Linked DNA regions of Mus musculus: region 1 is linked to region 2. A link is a contact called in ENCODE Hi-C or POLR2A ChIA-PET data. All regions are on one chromosome and are shown on one strand. Each heading gives the region's core, a stretch centred on a gene start or an enhancer-like site at or near the end of the contact. The rest is flanking DNA. Distances are from core to core; before and after follow the strand shown.

What was found. Hi-C counts contacts between places; a loop is a spot of excess contacts on that map. ChIA-PET counts read pairs that join two places held with the same protein, here RNA polymerase II (POLR2A).
Region 1: a loop to region 2 is called in a map of heart, with 3 times the contacts of the local background. The contact joins the promoter of Tmem250-ps here to the promoter of Camsap1 in region 2. A Hi-C loop is called at or near these places in 1 of 37 maps with a recorded cell type or tissue (heart). POLR2A ChIA-PET finds 5 or more read pairs at or near these places in 3 of 5 experiments (Patski and embryonic stem cell).

The regions. Positions count from the first base shown.
Region 1 is chr2:26,138,929-26,142,423 of GRCm38, forward strand. It overlaps Tmem250-ps (transmembrane protein 250, pseudogene), which reads right to left and starts at 1,578. Exons shown (of 2, transcript NM_001256521.1): 1 at 1,211-1,578.
Region 2 is chr2:25,981,995-25,985,791 of GRCm38, forward strand. Camsap1 (calmodulin regulated spectrin-associated protein 1) reads right to left here and starts at 1,288. Exons shown (of 18, transcript NM_001372499.1): 1 at 788-1,288. The coding sequence starts at 944.

The DNA of each region.
Region 1 (3,495 bases), core at 328-2,827, 160 kb after region 2:
CAGAATGCCAGGTGAGAGCTCAAGGGTGTCCCTGTCAGTAACTCAGTTGCAACCCAAGGATGCACTTTTGACTCTTTTCATGAGTCCTCAGCCTGTGCAGGCCAATGGTTAACATTCTACCTCCCAGTGCTGGGAGAGGAAAGCAACAGTAACTATGCCCCTCAGCAGCCGCCGGCCGGGAGAGGGTCCCTAGGACTGCCAGGGATAAAACGGGGACAGTAGTGCTCTAGCTAAGCTCACTCTTTAGTTTCTTGAAGACCCACACACCCGGCTACTGGTTGCCCAGTACTCCCCATTACTTCCATAGTGACTTATAACAGTCCCCTTCAAGGACACTCCATGCAGAGTCACAAGAGGACTGGGATGAAGGGGGTGTCCACATAGCAAGCCCCTAAGGTTACTTGCTGGGCCTGAACTTTGGCATTATTTTGGCAGGTTACCATCTCACCTCCCACTGATCTTGCTCCGTAAATTGAGGCACCAAGACCTCTTCCCTGGGGCTGCCTGTACACAACAAAAGCATTACTGGCTTATCTAGGCTGGACATAGTGTCAGAGTTCTCCAAACTGGGACACAGAGAGGAGAAATGGCGTGTGGTTCCTTGTTTCACCAAGCAATTGTCATTCGCAGCAGCCTATGTTAATTTGCATATGGGGGAAAAAAAACACTAAATTTCAAACTATGGGACACTAGAGACCAAAAGTTGGTAACAGGACAGGGCAACATCGCCAACAGGCTTTTGCGACTTCCACTCCAACGGCTTCTGTCACCGCCGTAGGTCCTGAGCAAATGGCCGCCAGCGCAGCTGCGGCCGAGGCGCAGTGGGAGGAAACCTGTCCCGAGCCGGGGAGGCTTAGCTATGTTTTACCCAGCTAGACAGGGCAATGGCCTCATTCAGGCGTGTCACTGGACACCGCACAGGAGGGGGATGCGGTCTGCAGCAGGTGTACTCGGGTGGAGGTGCATGCCATGGCGCGGCCCGGCGCGGGGCACGCGTCTCTGAGCACGGGACCCTAGAGCAGGACATCCAGCTCTCCAAGGCCCGCTAACTCGGCGCGTGGAGATACGACCCTCACTAGCCATAGGCTACGCGCGACCCCGGCCCTCAGCCCGCGTTTTCTGCGGGCGCCACTTCCGGTGTCGGGGCGCCGTTGCCGTGGAGACGGCCCTTAGGTCCGTGGCCGGTCCCCGCCCGTCCTCGGCGGCTCACCCGGTGCCCTCTCCGTGGCGGTGCCGGTGTCCGGAACCATGCGGCGGGCCGACGGTGCTGGGGACCGGGCCTGCGGCTGAGCTTGTGCCCCGGGGGTGCGACGCCAAGGCGGGCACATGCCGCCGAGGACGGGGTCGCTTCGCGCGGCCCTTCAGTTGCCCCCGGCTGGCTCTGGCCCGGAGGGGAGGGCGCTCCCGGGCCGGGCCCGAGGCGTTTGTCCCAGCGTGGGAGCCGTAGTGTTGTCCCTCGGCGGCCACCGTAGCACGGTCTTCACGCCCCCTCCGCCCGCGACGACACGGTGAAGCCTCGCAGCGCCCACCGCGGGCCCGCGCGGAGCATCCAGGAATTCCTCATTATCCGAGGACGCGCACTAGCGTGCGCGCGCCGTGAGCCGACCGTGACGTCATTGGCCCGCGGCCTCAGCCGGAGCGTGAGTTTAGCTCTCCCGCGCAGGCGCAGATGGGAGAACTAAGGGCGAGGAGGCTGGTCCTCTCCGTGTCAGTGCGCGTGCGCGAGTGTGGGAGGGGCTTTCTCGCTGTGGTGTGAGCTTGTCTCCTTTCTGGTGGTGCGGTGGAGTTTTTCCTGTGTCCCAACGCGCGCCGCTGGCACCCAGAGAGCAGTGACGGTTGCAGATGAAGCGATCTCGTGCTTTAGGGGTACTCGCTGTAGAGCACAAGGATCCTGGAAGCGCCAAAAGAAAGAGTTAAGCTGGTGTGTCACCGGTCTAAATGACCTTGCCAGGTTCCTGCAAGCAGGTGTGGTAGGTTTCAGTTAAAAGTTGATGTGTGCGTTTGTTGCTAGGATGTGGAGAGAAGGTTGGGTCAGGCCATCATCCCATGACGGACCGGAAAGTAGCCTTACAGGGTTATCCTACATTGACCCTCCTGCTTACCCAGGCGTCAAATGCAGGCTCCCAGGGAAGAGAAACAGACCCTTTGCAGGAAAGGGGAACCTAGGGCTGGCTGCAAGGCACCTTTGCACTTCACAGGGAACACTTGGAGGCCCCAGCCCACGCAAGACCAAGAGCAGCTACAGGCAGTGGCATGTGCACATCCTGCCAGTACAGCCCACAAATGAATGAATAGATGTAAAAATAAGTGAATGTGCCATATGTCATTATACTCTCTTTTAATCACAGCACTCCAGAGGCAGGCGGATCTCTGTAAGTTCTATGCCAGCCAGGTCTTCTTGGTGAGAGTATGTCAAACACATCTTGGGTCAGTGAGATGGCTTGTGGGTAAAGGCACTTGCCACCAAATTAACAATCCTTGGTACCCACATAACAAAGGTGAAAATTGATGCCCTCCTGTTGCCCTCTGACTTACACACACACACACACACACACACACACACACACACACCATGCACACAGAAGTAATGCTTACAATAAGTCTAAGTCAACTGGAGCCCCTGGACTATGTGACCCTGTCTCGAAACAATAAGAAGCATTTCCTCCCCTGGCCTGAGTTTCTGTCACCCTGGAGTGATGATCTTCTGTTTTCTTGATCGTCCCCTCCTTTAGCTCCCCCCTTGGTTCTGTCCCTACTAGAGATGTCCAGTTTCTCTACTTTTTCTGTCCCTCTGTCCCTTTCCACTTGTTCAGCCCTGTTGCTCCTGTAAGAGCCCTCAGAGTCCTCTACACCTCTGACTTTGAGGCTCTCTCCCTCTGAGGTTGGGCAGGTAGCTGCTGCTGACAGCTCTTGGCCTCTAATGTTGGACCACTGGACGGAGACTGAAAGCACCCTGAACGTCTCACTAAAGGATGCTTCTTGTGACCTCTACTCTCTTGCTTTCTGCTAGTTCTTGGAAGTGTTGGGTACCACCACCCACGAACTGATTCCAGAATGATCCAGACCACAGCAGGGTCATCCCCAAGGATAGGATCCAATCTCAGTTGTTCTGTTTGCTATAGGACAGTCCCGCCATAGAAAGTCTACCTGAAGTCTGTCTGTCAGCTTCCACCCTGCTATCTGCTCTGGGCTTCTCAGTGGGCAAGCACTGGACAGTGGCCTGGCGCCACCTGCTGGGACTGTGCACGGCATGTCCCAGACTTTTTTTAAATTTTTATTTTATTTTATTTTATTTATTTATTTTGGTTTTTCAAGACAGGGTTTCTCTGTGTAGCCTTGGCTGTCCTGGAACTCACTTTGTAGACCAGGCTGGCCTTGAACTCAGAAATCTGCCTGCCTCTGCCTCCCGAGTGCTGGGACCACCACACCTGGCCCCAGACTCTTAAAGACCTACAGAAATGAGAGGAAGGTATAGTCCAAACCCAGGCACGGGGC
Region 2 (3,797 bases), core at 38-2,537:
TATAAACCAGATTGGCTGGAACTCTAGTTTGAGACTAAGTCTCAAACTATCCAGCCTTCTAGTCACCCTGATGCAGTAAGGAACAGCTAAGCAGTGGTTATTTAGGTAAGAGTCTTTCTTGGACTTAGAGGACCAGTCCAATTGCCAGAGAATAACACTGCACATGATAGGCACCCTCCACCCACCGAGACTCAGAGAGCATGGATGACACGCGAACACAGTCCCATGCCTGGACCGACCCTGGGCTACCTCAGCGCTCGCTCACCTGGGCCGCCGCCAGAACAGCAAGACTTGAACTGACACCACGCGAAGGCGCGCCTTGGCCCTGTCACCGGCCTCATTCTCAATCTTGGCTCTGTCTCCATTCCTTGTCCCTAGACCTTACAACCTCCTCCCGTGCGTCTCATCCCCCCAAGACCCGTCAGATCCCCTCTGGTCCCAACCTGCCCCGTCTGTCCAACGTCCGAAACTCTCTGCTCTCATCCCCCAGCATGTCAGTCCCTTTTCTGACCCCTCTGGTCTCATACCTGGTCGTTTCCGTCGGTCTCCCTCTGGTCCCATTCTGCGGCCGTCGCGTTCCCCTCTGGTCCCATCCCCCGTCGTAGTCCGACCCCAGTTCTGGTCCCATACCCCGGCTCCTATACCCGTCCGACACCTCCCGGTCGCATCCGAAACCAGTGCGTTCCCCGTCGGCTCCCCTCTAGTACCATCCTGGAACCGGATTCATTCCCCGTCCGTCTCCCTGTAATCCCATCCCCCGACCCCGGACCCCGCCGCGCCCGCCCACCTAGGCCATAGGCCTTCGCACAGATCCACTGCAGGTTGGCGGCGATCTTGGCCCGCGCCGCGTCGTAGCGGTCCAGCGGCACCAGGTCGGCGCCCTCCGGGGGCGCCTCCATCCTCCTCCAGCCTTCGGCGGCACAGCGACCGCCCGCGTCCACCATCTGCAGACAAAGGCCGCGGCAGCCCGGCCGCAACAAAGACGCCGCCGCCCTCCCGCGCCGCCCGCCCGGGCGCACGGCCCTTACTTCACGGCCGCCGCCGCCACCCAGGCTGCTGCATGCTGCGGGCGCCGAGCCGAGGCCGAGAAGGCGCCGAGCGGGCCGGGCAGGCGGCGGCGGGCAAGCGCCGGCCGAGGAAGGCGCGGGGCAGGCGCGGGGCAAGCGCGGTGCGAGCACGGGCCGGGGGCGGTGGCGGAGGCGCGTGCGCGGCCCAGGAGAAGCGGCAGCTGAGGCGGCGGCCAACGGGTGGGAGCTAACGCGCCGCCGCCGCGTCACGCAGGCGCACTTACCGCCCCCCGCAGCCCCACCTTTCTCCGCAAGCGCAGTAGGCACCGCCCGTAACACCGCCCGCTCGCCCCGCCCTCCTCCTGAAGGCTCCGTACCTGTCCCCTTCTTCAGATGCTCTGGGTACACCCTCAGCCCCGCCCCCAGCCCTGGTCCTGCAGAGTAGGCACGCCCCTCTAACCTAGCCCAGTCCGTGTCCTTAGTAGCTATGGACACACCCTCGGCCCCGCCTCTACTTCGTCCTCAAGGCTGCATACACGCTAGTCCATCCGGCCCCTCCCCGCCCACCCCCCGGCACAGTGGACACGCCCCTGTCCGGATCCCGCGCAGGCGCAGTATTCTCTTCTGAGGGCTAGCCTGTTTCCTAGCAACTTGAGAGACTAATCTCTGGCCTTGATTGAGCCTCAGTCCTGTGTGCAGAGACGTTCGCCTCTACCTCTGGCAAGGCCAGCTCTCTGAGAACTGAGCGCCCTTAGAGTCTGCACCGGTGCTGCATCTGTGGACTGAGATGCCAAGACGTCTCCGCCCGGACTGGCAGAAAGTGGGCGTCGCAGAGTGTGTGCGGCTCGAGAACTGCGCCTGAGATTAGCCCAGAGAAACAATCCCCGCAGCTCTCGGGAGTCCGGAGCAACCGCGAGCTCCGCCTCCTCCTCCTCCTCGGTGGGCACTATCAGATCTCTCAACCAGTTTTGGCATCTAAGGGAAATGGATGCCAGCCTAGGACCATCGTCGCGTGTGACCTGCATTTTAGTGCTTGAAAGGAGCAATAGTATATTTTTGAAAACTGGGTGCGGAAGGAGAAAGATGTCACTGAAGAGCGGACTGTGTGCGCACCAGCCCCTGGGAAGGCTCAGGAACCCTCCGGCCCGGGCGTGGGTGACCTTACTAACCATCATCTGCAAACTTCAAGGTGTTTAACTTCTGTCATTGCCAGAGCCGCCCTATGTATGAAGAAGGCAGTGTGTAGAGTGGATGTTGTACAGGTAGCTGTCCCTCAAGTCCAAGTGCATGTATGATGTAGTCAGAAAGAGCCGCGGATGAGCCTGGGCATGGTATCCCATGATTGTAATCCCTGCAGTGGGGAGACTGGAGGCAGGAGGATCTAGATGAAATTCAAGGCCGGCTTCAGCTACTGGAGATGAGACCCTGTCTCAAAAAACAAAACAAACAAAAAATGGATAGTGGCCTCATGTGGCAAGTATCTTGAACCCAGCACTTGGGAGGCAGAGGCAAGTGCATCTCAGTGACTTCAGAGCCACCCTGTTTCTAATCGAGTTCCAGGTCAGCCAAAACCACATAGTGAGACCCTGTTTAAAATAAAATGAAATAAAAATTGGTTAGGGCTGGGTACCCATGGAGAGACCGAAGAGAATGACATTTGGGCAGAAAGGAGTAAAAAGTGAGCCTAGTGTCTGTCCGAGGAGCAGTAGACTGGGCTGCTATGGTAGGCTGATCTAAACCCCGGTGTGTAAAACCAGCAAGGCTCAGACTTGGGGCCAAAGGTGGTGGGACAGCAGAACTTGGCCGGACTGGGATGGGGCCGGGGGGGGGGGGGTGGAATGCCAGGTAGGTAACAGGACAAACCTGAGAATATAGGAGAGAGAAGAAAGGGGGCCAGGGATGGTGGTCTGATGTTCTGGCTTTGTATTCTGCAGCTCTGAGGAATCCATTTGCTAGTTGAATGGTTTCAGACATGTTATCTGTGGGTAAAGAGCATTCTTACCTCCTTCCTGCCTTGTCTAGAGCCCCAGTGCCCTGTGGAATAGCAGGGGAAAGCAGACCCCTTGTCTTGTGATCTGGTGGAAGCATCCAGTTTGCACTGACTGTGATGCTGTTCGGTTTGATGGGTGTCTCTTATCAAGCTCAGAAAATCCATCCATTGTACATCTGTGTGGTGCTTTGTTTTGTATCTGGTGGTCATGTAGAGGCTTTTAGTCTGTCTGTCGTTTATAACATTGTCTGGTGTTCAGATACTGTTCCTCCCCTGTAGTCTGGAAGAAATTCCACTTGGCATGGAGCATAGTCCTTTTTATACATACATACATACTACCTAGCTTTGTTTACTGTGTCTTGAGTGTTCATGGCACGTTGTAGTCTGCAGTTTGCATGTGGTGTCTGTGTGGCTTTAGAAGCAGATTGCTAGTGGGCAAGTAAAATAACTTGGGAGTGTTTCTTTTATGTTCTTGCTTTGGTTTGACTTAATTATTTGAGCCACAGTCTTACTGCCATGCTGGTCTGGAATTCATTCTGTATGCCGTCACACTGACCTCCAACTTCTGGATTCTTCCTGCTTAGCCTTCCACAGTGTTAAGATTGTAGATGTGCACTGCCATGCTTGGCCCTTCTCACAGTTTGGGGAAGAGATGGTTTCTAAGTATCTGATAGACCTACCTTGACCTTGCCTCAGTAGCTGGCTCGGGGTGAGGAGAATGAGGTGAGTGCACGTGCCATGTGCACTTGTGGCAGTTAGAGGATAGCTTTCCAGAGTCCACTCTCCTCTTCCTCAGCGGA